2 separate regions of the Homo sapiens genome follow, and region 2 is linked to region 1. The links are chromatin loops, found by intact Hi-C in ENCODE. Cell type or tissue: gastrocnemius medialis. All regions are shown on one strand. Links, peaks and the distances in the headings refer to the core of each region. The heading gives the core; the rest is flanking DNA. Region 1 has its middle 140 kb from the start of CLINT1. Region 2 overlaps LSM11 (LSM11, U7 small nuclear RNA associated).

What was found. Hi-C counts contacts between places; a loop is a spot of excess contacts. Peaks named below come from ENCODE experiments on the same cell type or tissue, not always from the same donor. Only the 100,000 strongest peaks of a DNase experiment are listed, where the experiment ranks them.
Region 2: a loop joins it to region 1, with 11 times the contacts of the local background. A loop is called at or near these places in 29 of 110 quality-filtered maps.

What each region holds. Positions count from the first base shown.
Region 1 is chr5:157,991,452-157,999,787 of GRCh38, reverse strand. No RefSeq gene overlaps it. Among named protein-coding and RNA genes, the nearest start is that of CLINT1, 140 kb to the right of the region's middle. In gastrocnemius medialis, for the core only: a CTCF peak has its summit at 4,695 (motif pointing right); a DNase peak (open chromatin) is centred at 4,687.
Region 2 is chr5:157,758,065-157,766,400 of GRCh38, reverse strand. LSM11 (LSM11, U7 small nuclear RNA associated) reads right to left here. Exons shown (of 4, transcript NM_173491.4): 4 at 5,692-8,336. Among named protein-coding and RNA genes, the nearest start is that of LSM11, 19 kb to the right of the region's middle. RefSeq lists a silencer at 4,268-4,317. In gastrocnemius medialis, for the core only: a CTCF peak has its summit at 4,243 (motif pointing left); no DNase peak of the experiment used is centred there.

The sequences.
Region 1 (8,336 bases), core at 236-8,235:
TTTCTTGCTTTAAAAAAATAGCATATGTTATTAAATGTTTAAAAGCATGTCATACCACAGGGAAACTGGACAATACCTTGACCCAGTGATGAAAATTACCATCATCAATGGACATTGTGTACCCACAGATGTGATTTCTGGGGACAGACACAACGTCCTGGACCAGTAGCATTCTGGCCAGGAAGACCTAACCTGAACATAGCCAAGAGAAAACTTAAGATAAACCCAAGTTGAAGAACATTCTGTAAGATAAATAGCCTTTATTCTTCCAAAATGTCAATGTCATCAAAGGCAAAGAAAGGCTAAAGAACAGTTCCAATGAAAGGAGACCAACAAGACATGACAGCCAAATGTTATGCATGATCTTGGACTAGATCCTGGACTAGGCGTTAAAAAAATATTATAAGGGACATTATTGGGACAATTGACAAAACTGGAATACGGACCATAGATGTTAAGTATTGCTATCAATTAACTTTCCTCCATTTAGTTACTACGGCTATGTAAGAAAATATCTTTGTTCTCAGGAAACGGACATTGAAGTATGAAGTAAAGCTGCCTTAGCCACGCAGCCTACTGTCAGATGACCCAAAAATTAATGATTTTATATATATATATACACATATACACACAAGTATATACACATACAGATATATATATACATATATAGAGCAAATCAGAGAGAGAGAATTATAAAGCATATATGGCAAGAGGTTAAAAATTAGTGAATTTGGATAAAGGGCATTTGGTATTTTCTTTTAAGATGGAGTCTCCCTCTGTCACCCAGGCTGGAGTGCAGTAGTGAGATCTTGGCTCACTGCAACCTCCACCTCCTAGACTCAAGTGATTCTCCTGCCTCAGCCTCCCAAGTAACTGGGATTACAGGTGTCCACCACCACACCCAGCTAATTTTTTGTATTTTTAGTGGAGACGGGGTTTCACCATGTTGTCCAGGCTGGTCTCGAACTCCTGACCTCAGGTGATCCACCCGCCTAGGCCTCCCAAAGTGCTGGGATTACACGTGTGAGCCACCACGCCCAGCTGGGTATTTTCTTTCTTTTTTTTTTTTTTTTTTTTTTTTTTTTTTGAGACAGAGTTTTGCTCTCATTGCCCAGGCTAGAGTGCAGTGGCACAACCTCAGATCACTGCAACCTCCGCCTTCCGGTTTCGGCCTCCCAAAGTGCTGGAATTACAGGCGTGAGCCACCACACCCGGCCCAGCTGGGTATTTTCTATACTAGTAATACTCCTGCAAGTATGAAGCTATTTCAAAGTAAATAATTCCAAAAAATCTATAGAGAGGAAAAAGTACTGGAAGTAGAGATGAAACAAGATGAGTCATCAAATTATTATTGAATCTGAGTGACTGGCACATGTGGTTGTAGTGAGTGCTAAAAACTAAACACTCACACTGTGGTTGCATCATGGAAGCCGTGCCTGCAATCTGAGCCTGGATAGCAAGGCCGCCACAAAGGAACCCAAGTCAGTAGTCCCCTTGCTGGTCCTCTCCTTTCTGGGCCTCTCAGGTGCTGTAGACAGTAAAGTTCATTGTTTCACTCAAAACAGGGGTTCGTTAAACTCTCCTGCCTACTTTTGTATGTAAAACATGAGTCATGAAGCACTGTATTAGTCTGTTCTCACACTGCCATGACGAAATATCTGAGACCGGGTAATTTATAAAGGAAGAAGGTTTGATTGACTCACAGTTCCACATTGCTGGGGAAGCCTCGGGAAACTTACAGTCATGGCGGAGGGCAAAGGAGAAGCTGGAACCTTCCTCACTGGGCGGCAGGACAGAGTGAATGCAAGCAGGGGAAACGCCAGACGCTTATAAAACCATCAGATCTCCTAAGAACTCACTCACTATCACGAGAACAGCATAGGGGAACCGCCCCCAAGATTCAATTACCTCCACCTGCTCCCAACCTTGACAGGTGGAGATTATGGGGATTACAATTCAAGATGAGATTTCGGTAGGGACACAAAGCCTAACCATGTCAACTGCCATAAATAAAATGATTGTTTTGTAAAATGTGGATGTGCTCATATGTGTGTTAGTGACATGTATGTGCACATGTCTGGGTATATGCATATGATCACGTGCGTGATTGTATATGTGTGCACTTGTGTGTATGTGAGCAAGAGTGCACATCTGTACAAAAGAATATTTACCAAAGGGTTCGAAGTGCCTTTTTCTCAGCAAGGTGGGGTCGGATAGTGGTGAAGAGCACAGGTTTTAGAGTCAGATTGCCTGAGTTCGAATTCAAGCTCTTACAAATCTTAGGTGGAGCTGGACTTTCATCTTAGGAAATTTACTCAACCCCTTTGTGCCTCAACTTCCCCACCTGTAAAATATGAATGATAGTAGAAACTACTTCCTTGGGGTATTAGTAAAGTATGAATGTGTTTAGAACAGTGTTTTGTGCTGTTTTCACTATTATTTTTAGAATGTAACGTCGTGGATAATTTTAATGTCTTCTTTACCCCTTTCATTATTGTCTGAACTTTTTTTTACCGTGACTTTATAATCTGAAAACAAGAGCTTTTTAAAAAATTTTAGCAAACTAGGGAAAGATGAAGGAAGAAAGGAAGGGAGAAGGGAAAGAAAAGATTTGTTCTCTTGGGCTAATTTCATTTCCTCTACAGCTGAACTGTATGCCTTCATTGGATCATTTTAATTGCTATTATTTGAAGAAGACTTGAGGAGATATTTTTCCCAGAACATGAACATTTCTTTATAATGCAAATAGTTTTTCCGTAATTTCCCCGAATTATAGGAAATTCGGGGATCGGAAATTTCTTTTTTTTCTCTTAAGATGGAGTCTCACTCTGTCCCCCAGGCTGGAGTGCAGTGGCGTGATCTCGACTCACTGCAACCTCTACCTCCTGGGTTCAAGCAATTCTTCTCCCTCAGCCTCCTGAATAGCTGGGATTATAGGCGCACACCACCACACCCAGCTAATTTTTGTATCTTTAGTAGAGACGGGGTTTTACCATGTTGGCCAGGCTGGTCTTTAACTCCTGACCTCAAGTGATCTGCCCGCCTTGGCCTCCCGAAGTGCTGAGATTACAGGCGTGAGCCACCATGCCCAGCCATGATTGGAAATTTCTTAAAAGCAGGGTGATCACGACTGCACATCAAGACAATGGTAATATTTTTTCTTTTCCTATTTTTTATTTTGATAATTTTTAAATACATAGAAATTGAAAGAATAGTACAATGAATACCTCTATAGCCACCACTTAATTTCAATAATGGTTAACATTTTGCTGTATTTGTACTCTGTCTCTTAACACACATATACATATACATGAAGTAAAGAGGCCTTAGCCATGCAGCCTACTGTCAGATGGTCCAAAAATTAACGATTTTATGTCTACATGCACATATATCTGTAAACACATACAGATATATATACACAAACATTGCACATGAGGGAGCATGATAAGATTTTTAAAAATAGTGAATTTAAACAAAGAGTATTTGGGTATTCTCCAAACTATACTTGCAATTTTTTTGCAAGCTTGAAATTACTTCAAAGTAAATAATTCCAAAATAAGTCTATAGAGACAGGAAGGTAGTAGGAGTAGAAATGAAACAAGATGGCTCATCAGATCATTATTGAATCTGAGTGATGGGTGCATGGGGTTGTAGTGAGTGCTAAAAGCTCTTAAACTTTCACATTGTGGTTGTGTCATTGATATACACATACAGATAATACTTTTTTTTCCTGAACCAACTAAGTTGCGGCAGATATCATCCAACTTTGCCCATAAACCCTTCAGCATGACTAGCTAAAGAATAAGCACATTCCCCTAGATGGCTACAATAGTATTAGAGAATGTAAGTTACCTTCTCACATCAGTAAACATTGCCATGCAACTATTTATTCATTCCACAAGTATTTATTGAAGACTTACTCAACTAGACAGTGAGCTAGACTGATGAGCAAAACAAATATGGTTTCTGCCTTTATGGAATGAGAGAGACCAACATTTAGAAACAGAAAAACAGATCACTATATAGTGACAAATGTGGATTCTGCCATAGAGTGCCATTGTGTATCTACCTCAAACTTACTTTTGATCAGTACCACTACTAATAGTGATGGCTAGCACTGATTGACATAGCAATTAGGAGATTTCCAGTTGCAAGCAACAGAAACCTAACTGAAACCAGCTTAAGAGAAAAAGTTATTTATTGGCTCAGTCTAAGCCCAAACCGAAGCAGGAGCTTAAATGATGGTTCCCATCACATCTCCAGACCCCACCTTCCTCCTCAGTATTGATTTAAATTCTCAGGAAGCCTCCCTTCGTGTGGCCAAAGAGATGGAGACTGGCAGTCCAAGTATAAAAGGACATTATAACTCCAAATCCCAGGTAAAAAGATGCTCTGTCTCCTAAGGTCCCTGTACCAATGCTTAGGGAAGACCTGACTTGCCCAGACTGGGTCATGTGCCCTTTCTGAGCCAATCCCTGAGGCCAAGAGGTGTTGGATGGTCAAAAGTCATTGGGCCATCCCATGGCAGTGTCTGAAATCCTGTCCCTCCAAAGGTCCTGAAAATCTGAAGAGGACCTGAGGTGCTGGAGGCCTTCATAATACATCGCATACTCCCAGCCAAATGGAAGAAGGAGGCAAGGACTTCCACATTCCCACTTGGTCTATGTCTTAACAGGCCGATTCCACCAGAGGTCAGGGCAGAGCACGACATGGAACGGCCCTGGGGCTGGCTCTTCAACTCCAAATCAGCAGCTCTCACCAGCGGTCCCTGAAAACACCAGGAGCTGCAAGCCGCCAGAAAGAAAACCTGGGTGCAGCACGGAACTGCTGTCTGCTTCAGAACTGGCTCTCAAAAGGCACAGGTCTAAACAGGCAGGATGAGGAAAGTGATTTTGAAAACACTGTATTTTGTAGCTGCAAATCGTACAAAGTGGGCCCCCGAATCGTACAAAGTTATATACAAAATGTACCAACACAGAAGCCACCAGAAAAACAGGATTCTCATCTCTGCTTCCACCTGTCTCTCTACATGGACCTTCTACCACCCTTCTGCCTGCTCATTCAGACTCAACCGCACTGATTGCCTTTCTGCTCCTGGAACATGTCCAGCTTATTCCCACCTCGGAGCCTTTGCACTTGCAGTATCCCCTGCGTGGAAAGTCCTCTTTCTACACCTCTACCTATCGGGCTCCTTTCTCCCAATGTTAGCGCCCCACCTAAAGTAATGCCCCACCCAGTAGGACTAACACATCACCCTGTTTATTTCCTTCATATCATTTATCACCCTCTTAGATTTCCCACAACCCACAACAAAGCACAACAAACTCAGAGACTTGGTTTTGTGGTTTCCCCAGCCCCTAGAACTGTGCCTCCTCAGAGAGTTTAATAAGGGCTCAGTAAACATTTGTTGAATGAACAAACAAATGAATAACCCCCAATTTTCCACATCTAAAATGCGATGGTTAGATTATATGATGTTAATAATGGCTAATATGTACTGAATGTGTATTGCGGGTTGGGCACATTGTTGAGGGCTGTGGGTAGCACTGTAGATTATTTACTTTATATTATTTCAGCCATAACAAGACCTCAAATATTCTCAGGACCTCAAACATTTAAAGTGATGTTTCTGATGCCAAAATTCCTCTCTTAGCAATTTATTTCTTTGGCTTAATTTGGAATCTTTCAAAATACCTTTTATTGCAAGAACAGGAATCATAAAGTCATCTCTCATCCCAAGTGAGTTAGAAGTTTATAACAATAGATGACACATTTCTCTTTGTTAAAGTATTCCAGCCAATAATTAAAGAAGGGATGATAGATTTATTAATTTGCCTTTTTTTTTTTTTTTTTTTTTTTTTTTTTGGAGATGGAGTCTTGCTCTGTCGCCCAGGCTAGAGTGCAGTGGCACGATCTCGGTTCACTGCAAGCTCTGCCTCTTGGGGTCAAGCAATTCTCCTGCCTCAACCTCCCAAGTAGCTGGGACTACAGGCGCATGCCTCCATGCCCAGCTAATTTTTGTATTCTTAGTAGAGATAGGGTTTCACCGTGTTGCCCAGGCTGGTCTCAAACTCCTGACCTCAGGCAATCTGCCCGCCTCGGCCTCCCAAAGTGCTAGGATTACAGGCATGAGCCACAGCACCTGGCCTTATTTTGCTATTTGTATTAGTCAGGGTTCTCCAGAGAAACAAAGCAAATAGGATATATGTAGATCTATAGAAAGAGATTTATTATGAGGGATTAGCTCACATGATTATGAAGGCTGAGAAGTTCTATAAATTGCCATCTGCAAACTGGAGGCCCAGGGAAGCAAGCAGTATAGTTCTAGTTCAAGCCTGAAGGCCTGGGAGCCAGAAAGCCAATGGTATAAGCTCCAGTCTGAGTGCCAAGGTCCAAAAACAGGAAGTAGGAGATCTGATGGTGAAAATCCCTGCCTGAGTTTAAAGGCTTAAGAACAAGGAGCTCCAATGTCGCAGAGCAAGAGCACTGGATGTCCCAAATCAAGCAGATAGATTGAATTCACAATTCCCCTGCCTTTTTGTTCTATTCAGGCCCTCACCGGATAGGATATTGCCCACCCACATGAGGGAGGGGGATCTTCTTTACTCAGTGCTATGGTCTGAATGTGACAACCCCTCCAAAATCCAGGGGTTGTCAAGGTAATAGTATTAAAAGACGGGCCTCTAACAGGTGATTACACCACGAGGGCTGCTCTCATGTGAAAGAAATAAAGGCCCTTATGAAAAAAGGCTTTTTATGGCATTTGTCTAGGTCTTTAGCTTGCTCGTTAGCTTTTTTGCCATGCAAGGACACAGCATTCCACCTGTCTAGAGGACGCAGCCTCACCAAACATCCTCAACTGCCAGAGCCTTGGTCTTCAACTTTCCATCCTCCAGAACTATGAGAAATAAATGTCTGTTCTTTATAAATTACCCAGTCTCAGGTATTTTGGCCAGGTGCGACAGCCTCTGCCTGGGATTACATCCCAGCACTTTGGGAGGCCAAGGTGGGAGGATTGCTTGAGCCCTGGAGTTCGAGACCAGCCTGGGCAATGTAATGAGACCCCCCCCTGCCGCCATCTCTATTAAAAAAAAAAAAAAAATAGGCCAGGTGCGGTGGCTCACACCTGTAATCCCAGCACTTTGGGAGGCCAAGGCAGGCAATCCCTTGAGGTCAGGAGTTCAAGACCAGCCTGGCCAACATGGTGAAACCCCATCTCTACTAAAAATACAAAAATTAGTCCAGCATGGTGGCACGCAACTGTAATCCCAGCTACTTGGGAGGCTGAGGCAGGAGAATCACTTGAACCAGGGAGGTGAGGCGTAGGTTGTGGTGAGCTCAGATCGCACCATTGCACTCCAGCTTGAGCAACAAGAGCAAAACTCTCTCTCAAAAACAAATAAATAAATAAATAAATACAAAAATAAAAATAAAAAATTACCCAGTCTCAGGTATTTTGTTGTAGCAGCACAAACAGACTAAAACACTCAATCTACTAGTTCAAATGCTAATCTCTTCCAGAAATGCTCACACAGATACATGCAGAAATAATATGTACCAGCTATTGGGGCATCCCTTAGCCCAGTCAAGGTGGCACCTAAAATTAACCATCATGTTACCGATCATGATTTAATAGATCTAGGAAATTAGAATGAAAGTCTGCTAACATCACAAGAAGAGAGCTCATCAGACATCATGTGGCTCCTAATAAAAGAGCAGAACACCACCTGTGAAGAAGTCTTACCAAAATAAATTCACATCTAAATCTGATCAAACCTCAAGATTCAACCATCAATGTACAGAAAATACAGAGAAACTGGTTAATCTATACCACGAATACAATCAGCAAACTGCAAAGAGGAGGATGCTGACAATCTGGATTTCTCAAAGATAGATTATAAAGGAGATTAGAGTGAAAACTGATAGATTTTTAAAGCCTTTTAAAGGACATAATCAATCACAATATATGGACCTTATTTGGTTCCTGTTCGAATAGACAATCTGAAAAACAAAAAATTTCAAAATGACCAGGCGCAGTGGCTCACACCTGTAATCCCAGCACTTTGGGAGGCCGAGGCAGGTGGATCACCTGAGGCCAGGAGTTCGAGACCAGCCTGGCCAACATGGTGAAACCCCATCTCTACTAAAAAATACACACCTGTAGTCCCAGCTACTCAGGAGACTGAGGTGGAAGGATTGCTTGAACCCGAGAGGCGGAGGTTGCAGTGAGCCGAGATCACACCACTGCACTCCAGCCTGGGTGACAGAATGAGACCCTATCTCAAAAATAAATAAATAAATAAACAAAAACAAAATTTTTAATAAAACAAAATTTT
Region 2 (8,336 bases), core at 287-8,286, 230 kb after region 1:
GCCTGGCCCTCTTGCTACCAATTAGTGGCTTTTCAAGGATGATGAGAAAGCTATAAAAGTGGGATAATAACAGGAGTGGCTGCAGTGGGAATAACAAGATAGAGGAGACGCAAGAAGGAAAGTGGAGTGATTCACCTTCTGGCCTTTCTACTCCCCAGACCACTTTGTGTTTCTTGCCAAATGTTGTCTTATGGAATATTCGAGCCCAGATCTTTATAGGAGGCAAAGCTCCTGGCAGGGTTCATCTCTGGGCCTGGGGTGGGGAGGGGAGGACCCTTGGGACCTCACATTCACCGAGACCTCATATGCAGACTGTGGCTCGGCTCCAAATGAGGCTGCACACCAGTCACATACGCAGAGAGGACTGAACGCTGTCCATTGTTCCAGTTGGATTTTAAAAATATACCAGAACTTTTACAACTCTGCTCTGACATGTCTTCATTTTTTAATGTATTGGAAATCTGAAATAATGGAAGTGGCTAGGCTGTCTCTCAACCTCGTGTCTGTGTTTTCATGTTTATTCATCTTCCAGGGCACATTTTCATAACGGGATTGGATGTAACATGCCCAGTTAATTAGGGAATACATTTTTATTACCAACGCCACTCTTGGTTATATCTTGATCTCCATAAGGAACTGGCCGACCAGGGGAGATGAGCGTGAACTGGCTTATGACTGAAGGAGAACAGAGGTGTTGTGCAGTCAACATCTGCTTTGCATGTTTGTGCTTTATCACAAAACAGATGATAATGATAGGACGTGTAAGAAGCACCATGTTAATGATAGTGCCAGTGGAGGGTGTGAACAAAAGTCACGACTGTTGAGCAAAAGCTAGAGGTAAATTAAACCCTGGATTTGTTCAGAGTTTAGTTTTTATAGGTACACATCTATGGCTAGTAGAAAGGTTCTTGGTATTGAAATTGCTTTAAGAATAATAATTTCATTGCTTCAAGTGTGAAACTCCCCAGTCACTGATCCCAGCTCTTCCCACTAAAGCAGGTGTTTTATAATATTGTTTTTGTGGATGGTACCGTTTTATTGCCAGTGTGGATATTATGTAACATATGCAGATTATATACATGCAACATTTATTAACACGCAGTGCATTGATCACCGTGGCCTAGAAACTGTTTGCAAATGGCACAAAGACATTTTAATGTCAATAGTTACGTATTTATTTTAACGTGGACTTTCATGTAGGGCAAGATTCCCAATTTTCCATTGGTGGTAGTGACGTACAGCTTCCTTGTAAGTGAGGCAGCAGCCTTACATGTGTGGCACTGGTTACTCTGAAAAGTGAGTCACTGTTTAAATTGGTAACTTTTTAAAAGTGAGTCAATTTATAGAATTTATTGAACAATCTTGAATAAATAAAAATGTACTGGTCTGCTTAGGATAAGGCAAAAATCATGAAGGTGCTCTGTCAATGACCAAGTTTTGGACACAATGGGCTACGTAATAAGAAGATGTAGGCTTTGTGTTGGGTTTGTGATAGTGATGATAGCTACACTGAGCCATCCTAGTGACCAGTGCCACATGTGTAAGGCTGCTGCTGCCTGATGCCCCAGGAGCGCGCCTTCCACGTGACACTAATTGGCCCACACAGGAGAGAAACCATGACCTTGTCCTCATTAGCCACATGCTCAGACCAGCTGAGCTAGCTCACTCTGGGTCACTGGGGTCCCATGTAGGAAATTACCATTCCAGTGCCCTGTGGCCCCCTCGTAACCCCAACTAATGAATGTCCCGTGGAGCCTAATGTCATTCCTGGGGGAACACACAGCTCTCCCAGCAGTGGAGAAGCTGATAGCATTCTGAAGTTTTAACCCGGGGAGAGCCAATTGAGGAAGCATGGAGAACTCAGGAAGCCTAGAAGCAATCTTTCAAACACCTGCGTGCTGGGAAAAAAGGAGGAAAACATCCAACTCTGTCCATCTGTTTGCCGGGTCTGGTCTCAGGACACAGAATGGAAGCACAGGGAAGTTAAGAAAGCCGTTGAGCATGGCACAGCATGTTCATCGAGCATAAATGATATTAGGGGATTGCTGTATGGCCTGAGCACTTGACACCAGCAAACCTATGAAGCAGGTGGCATTATCGCTATATTAGGGATCAGGAGTTTCCTGAGGTAATAAGAGAAGGAGCTGGGGATCCTCCCAGGATTGCCATCCTATGGAAATTAATACAAGTTGAAGGGCAATTTTACAAGCTGGACAGACAGCTTGCCAAATGCCTCCTTTAGCTCTAAGGAGAAAGATACAGTCCTTCAAGTAATAATTTTTTTTTTCTGTAGCTTAGGCACTTCCATAGTTTAGCCATGAGAAGAGTTTCTTTAATTAGACGATTTTCTAGTCAAGGCTGGGACAAAGCATCCTTCCCAAGTGTTGGGGAAGATTGGAAAGGGATGGTGAACTTTCTCAATGTATACTGAAGAGCTGGGGAGACCACCAGTCACTCCATCTTCTTTTCAACAAGATTATGGGATCAATACCCCTTCCAGGACCAAACTAACTAGTGGGCAAAGGCCTCCTAGCACTCACTTGGCAGCCACTCTTCCTAGGGCCACAGCTGGCCTGCTGCCCCTGGGGGTGCTCCCCACCCTGGTTCTCTCTAGAAGCCAGGAAGCCCTGGGTGCATGTGCCCACTCCCAGCCAAAGAGTAGCGTGAATTAGAAGGGACTAGACACTTGTAGTAAACCACCACACTGCATTTTATTTTATTTTCCGAGACAGAGTCTTGATCTGTCACCCAGGCTGGAGTGCAGTGGGATGATCTCGGCTCACTGCAACCTCTGCCTCCCAGGTTCAAGCAATTCTCCTGCCTCAGCCTCCCGAGTAGCTGGGATTACAGGCACGCACCACCACACCTGGCATTTTTTTTTTTTTTTTTTTTTTTGGTATTTTTTTTAGTAGAGACAGGATTTCACCATGTTGGCCAGGCTGGTCTTGAACTCCTGACTTTGTGATCTGATTGCCTTGGCCTCTCAAAGTGCTGGGATTACAGGCGTGAGCCACCGCACCCAGCCATGCTGCATTTTAATTCAGCTTTCTGATTTCTGATTAGTTTAGGGAGATGGCTCAGCTTACTCTCAAATTTTTCTGGTTAATGTCTGAGAAACTTAATATTTTAAAGGTGAAATTGGCTGGCAATAAACTTAAGAGTCAGTGAGACCTAGATAGACCCCTCAATTCACTATTTATTAGTAGAGAGATTTTAGCAACTTACATAACCTCTCTGAGCTTTAGTTTCCTCACATATATCAAGGGGATAGAGTCTTCCTCTCATGGTGGTATCTGAACAAGGTAATGCATGTAATATGCTTAATGCAGGGATGAAATGTTATAAACGGACCGTGTCTCTTATTGCATGATCTGTTTTCTGCCTCTTCACACAGCGTGACTAAGTGAAATGTGGTGCAAGTTGCCAAGGATCAAAATGGCTCTTTATTATAACCTTATTTTTAAACATTTGAAGACCAGTATCTACTATTATCTCACATACTGTTATTCCTCTACACCACAGGAATAGGCTGCTGAAAAATTATGCTTGAGGTAGGGAGGGAAAGGCTTTTTGAAGGTCTTGGTGTGATGTGCGAGGAGCCTGACTAGCACTGCCCACCCCCCACTTCTGCCCGCCAGTATCTCAACCTAAAACAGGTTTTCCTCTGTTTATTAGAAAGTTCCCTCTGGCTCGAGCATATTTGCTCACGATCTTGGAGTGGAGGCTCAATTCTGGCCATAGAATCATAAGAGAGCTGCAACCTCTCTCACAAATGGGCTTTCAGGCAACATTGGGTAGAACTGAATTGTTTCAAAGTGAGACAGTTGCTAAGAAACAAGGGCTTTAAGAGAGGCTTCCCAGGGCAATCCCTTGGCAGCAGGTGGGAAGAGGCTGGATGGAGTTGACAGTTTCTGAGATGGAGTCTCAGGATGGAAGAGTAGTGAGAGACCCCTTAAACAGCAGACACTGAGAAATCCCGCTTTGCCACTCTTCCCCAAGCACATTCACTACCTGAACGCCATCAGTCAGGCTTCCCGAGCTTCGAATTAGGTAAATTCAATATTGAAAAGAAACGTTTATATTGCCACTTGGGTTGATTATAGCTTGTTTTTCCTTAATTAACTCAGTCCTGACTGGTGAGCATTTAACGATAAATTGTAGCAGTGACTGGAGACTAGAGACTCCGGTCCTTCTGGGACCTCTAGGTAAGCAGTTTTCTTTAACCCACTGCCACCTAGTGGTAACTGAGCAGACTGAAAAACTCTTCATCTATAACCAAGGAGAGAACGGTTGGCATTTTTTTCTGCTTGCCACTCCTATCTTGGAAGCACAGGGAGAGTGATCGATGTGTCTCTTTCCACTGGCCTCCACTCCCTGCCAACATTTAACTGTCACTGTACATTTACAGTGTCAAGCTAGCTGACTCTTTTGCCATTACTTTGATTAATTAGGACATTCTCATTTAATCAGAAGTATCTGAGATTCAAAACAAACAGGCAAGGACCAGACATACAGCACACGGGTCTTGCCTCCCTTTCTACTGCAGCAGTTAGCAACTTGGTGTGTGTCAGCTGGGCTCAAGTTAATGGATCCTTTAAAGTGAGAAACTGGGTCTTGACAGTTAACTTCAGGTTTCCCCCTCTAAGAATAAATGTGACTTTTCTTGTCTACCTTACCAGGTGATTCAGTTCTGGAAGCACACAGAAGAGATCCAAGTAATCAATGTGGCAAATCTGGGACAGCTAAACTTCCTGTACATGCACAGTGGAAAGCTGGTAGAAAATTTAAATATTTTTGGAAGAATGTGAAGATTGATTTGCCAAATGTGGTAAAACACTCAGAGGGAGCAGAATGAATGGTGATTTCAGCAGATCATGAACAGAATGGACTAGTGCCAGTGAGCTATTAGGTAGAATAAATTCACAGGGCAATTACCACTGCTTGCAGCTTAGAGGAGATAATTCAGAATGTGGGCCAAGTTCCTTTCCTAAGCATGAACTTCAAGTAAACTTGGAAGAAAAAAGCCACCTCAAGAGTGGTGTTTTATTTTTATTTTACTTATTTTTATTTTTTGAGATGGAGCCTCGCTCTATCGCCCAGGCTGGAGTGCAGTGGTGCAATCTCAGCTCACTGCAACCTTCGCCTCCTGGGTTCAAGTGATTCTCCTGCCTCAGCCTCCCGAGTAGCTGGGACTACAGGTGCCTGCCACCATGCCCAGCTATTTTTGTTTCCTTTTTTTAGACTGAGTGTTGCTCTGTGGCCCAACCTGGGGTGCAGTGGCATGATCTCAGCTCACTGCAGCCTCTGCCTCCCGGGTTCAGGTGATTCTCCTGCCTCGGCCTACCGAGCAGCTGGGATTACAGGTGCCCGCCACCACACCTGGCTAATTTTTGTATTTTTAGTAGAGACAGGGTTTCACCATGTTGGCCAGGCTGTTCTCGAACTCCCAATCTCAGGTGATCCACCCGCCTCGGACTCCCAAAGTGCCACGATTATAGGCGTGATCCACTGCGCCCGGCAAGAGTGGTGACTTAGATGTGTGGACTTTGGTAAAGAAAAGGTACAAGGTTACAATAATGTAAATGCAGAAGGCTTGAGATGGTCTAACTTTCTAGACAGGTGTCTTCACTTGGTAACAGACTCCCCTGCCTCCTCTCTCCCACCCCCCTAAATCAACAGAGACAAAGCAGCCAGGATATGAATACAGTTTATTACAGTTTTCAGACTCCCATTACGACACATATCTAAAGCTGAACATTGCAAACTGACCTTACTAGCAGCAATTCTCCCTAGACAGGAAGGGTTTCAGTTAATTTAGCAATTAGGAGTAAAGACAAACTTACAAGTCATGGTTTTTCTTGTAGCAGCTGGTATATGAGCAGTGAAACTATAGATACGTAGAGTCATTCAGGTTTAGCCTTGTCTAAAAAAACATTAATAAGTTATGGTGCAGAGGAGTATCCCCAGGGTTGCCAAAGAGAAGGCTGATGTCTTTAGATGTCAGTATGAAACAAGCAAATCACTTTCAAGACATGGCTTACTATTTGCTTTACTGTCAGGACAACAGAAAAAGAAGTGGACAGCTACCCTAGATTCTAGCTCACACATAATTCAGCCAGATAATCATCATTTAAATAATACCCCTTGAAATTTTTCAGACTTTTCACAGCTCTAAAAACACAACATCAGACATAACATCACACATTTGTTCCAAAGGACTAAAAATCAAAAGCAATTGCAAAGTATTGGGAATCACTTTTATGGCTTTCCTAAGGGACAGTCCCCATCTTTCCAAGGAGTGTTTTTAAAGAAGCACTAACTCTGGTAGGTTATCAAACTATTTTTTATTCTAAATAAATAAAAGACTAACTGAAGGTCTCAGGTGCACACTTATTTTTCCCCGCAGATCTTCAAACCATCCAGAACTATTTCTTGTCAGAGAGCTTTCATTTTTATTAGAGCAGTGCAAGATAACGTACAAACATTTGAAAAACACTCAAAATACTGAGAGTAAAGGAGGCCCAACCCTTCCTCAGGGCCCAGAAAACTGACAGGAACCCCAAAGGCTTATCTTAAATCCATCAACTCAATTTGCCAGAAAGTGCTGACAGACCACCCACCTTTGCAACACAGGGCTCAGGATTCTTGCATTTACAACCACTAAGAAAAGCCTTCTGGGAGAAGAAAAGCACAGACTGGTGAACATAAGTTACTGAAAAAGGGTTGACTGCATTCTATATCTGGCACAGGAAAAGAAAAATTCAAACAGCTGTGAAACCATTATATTTACACCACGATACTCTTACATGAACCTTGACTTTCCTACAGCAACAGTTTCATTCACAAAAAATACATAAAAGATTGGAAAGCTTTGGGGTAGCACCAGTGACAGCTAGCTGTCATTGAATAGTTTTAATTTTTTCCTAGAGGCAAAATTTAGAGAAAACTTAAAGAAGCAATTTATAGAAATGATTCTATTTCATGATTTTGCCTTTGTCAGCTGCTATGGAAATGGTGCAAGCAGAAATATAAATATCCATTCTGCATCAAGTAAGTTTCTATTTCTTTTTTCTCAAAGGGTAGAAATGGTACATCTCAATTTTTGTAAGGCTTCTGAGGATTAAGGGCAGCTCATCGCTCAGGACTTGACAATCTCTAAAGGAGCTCCTGGACTCTTTCACCACAAGGATAGATGGAGCCACTCCTATCCACAACTCATAGCAAGGATCTCTATGCATCTAGATTTTAATGCCAACGGTTTCTTGGCTTCCTGACTTGACATGCACCATGCACAAAGAGCAAGGTACTGACTGGTCTAAAGCCACTCTCCCCGGACACTGCTAACTCTAGCTAACCATCTCACAGACATCCTGCCTCTGATCATAAGATGGTCCCTGGAAGGAAGCATAAACACTTCCCAAATACTAGAACAGACAGCCCAAAGTGCAAGTTCTACTAATGGGAGAGTAAATGAATCACCTCTGTGTACAGAGAATGGCACAGGAAATTGTTATGAGTATAAAACCATATCTCCCCTTTCTTAATCACTTGTTATTATCTAACAAAGGTAGATACTTTTGAGAAGACCTCACCAACTACATAAGTATGTCCTATAAATTGTCTTGAAAACATATTCCCATGTTTAAAGATTACTTTGAAGAACCAAAGTTGAATGTTCAAAAATAAAAACTATTCTTACCAAGTTTCCCAAGCCCAAATCCCTGGAGAATTCTAGAAACCAGTTTTGTTGGTTTCTAGTATTTCAGTATTCAGTATTTCAGCTGCATCGAGCCCCCCTCAGGTGAGCTAGTGGGAGTTCCCCGACTCTATCATTATGTTCCTCATTTTCTTTCCTTCTCCTGAGGAAGTCTTCAGTTATTTCCATAGCAACTTGTGATAATGTCCTAAATGATCACATTTTTTGAATAGCACATATATTATTGGGACCTACTTTTTCTTTCTTTTAAACAATATCTTCGATAATAAAGAAAAGGGGACCGGGCGGGATAGCTCACGCCTGTAATCCCAGCACTTTGGGAGGCTGAGGCAGGTGGATCACCCAAGGTCAGGAGTTCAAGACCAGCCTGGCTAACACGGTAAAACCCCTTCTCTACTAAAAATACAAAAAATGAGTCAGCCATGGTGGCTGACCCAGCTACTCAGGAGGCTAAGGCAGGAGAATCGCTTGAACCTGGGAGGCAGAAGTTGCAGGGAGCTGAGATCGCGCCACTGCACTGCCTAGGCAACAAGAGAGAAATTGTCTCAAAAAAAAGAGAGAAAGAAAAGGGAGTAATCTTTAAAAATGAACTTCTGTTAAAAAGTAATTATCATGCTTT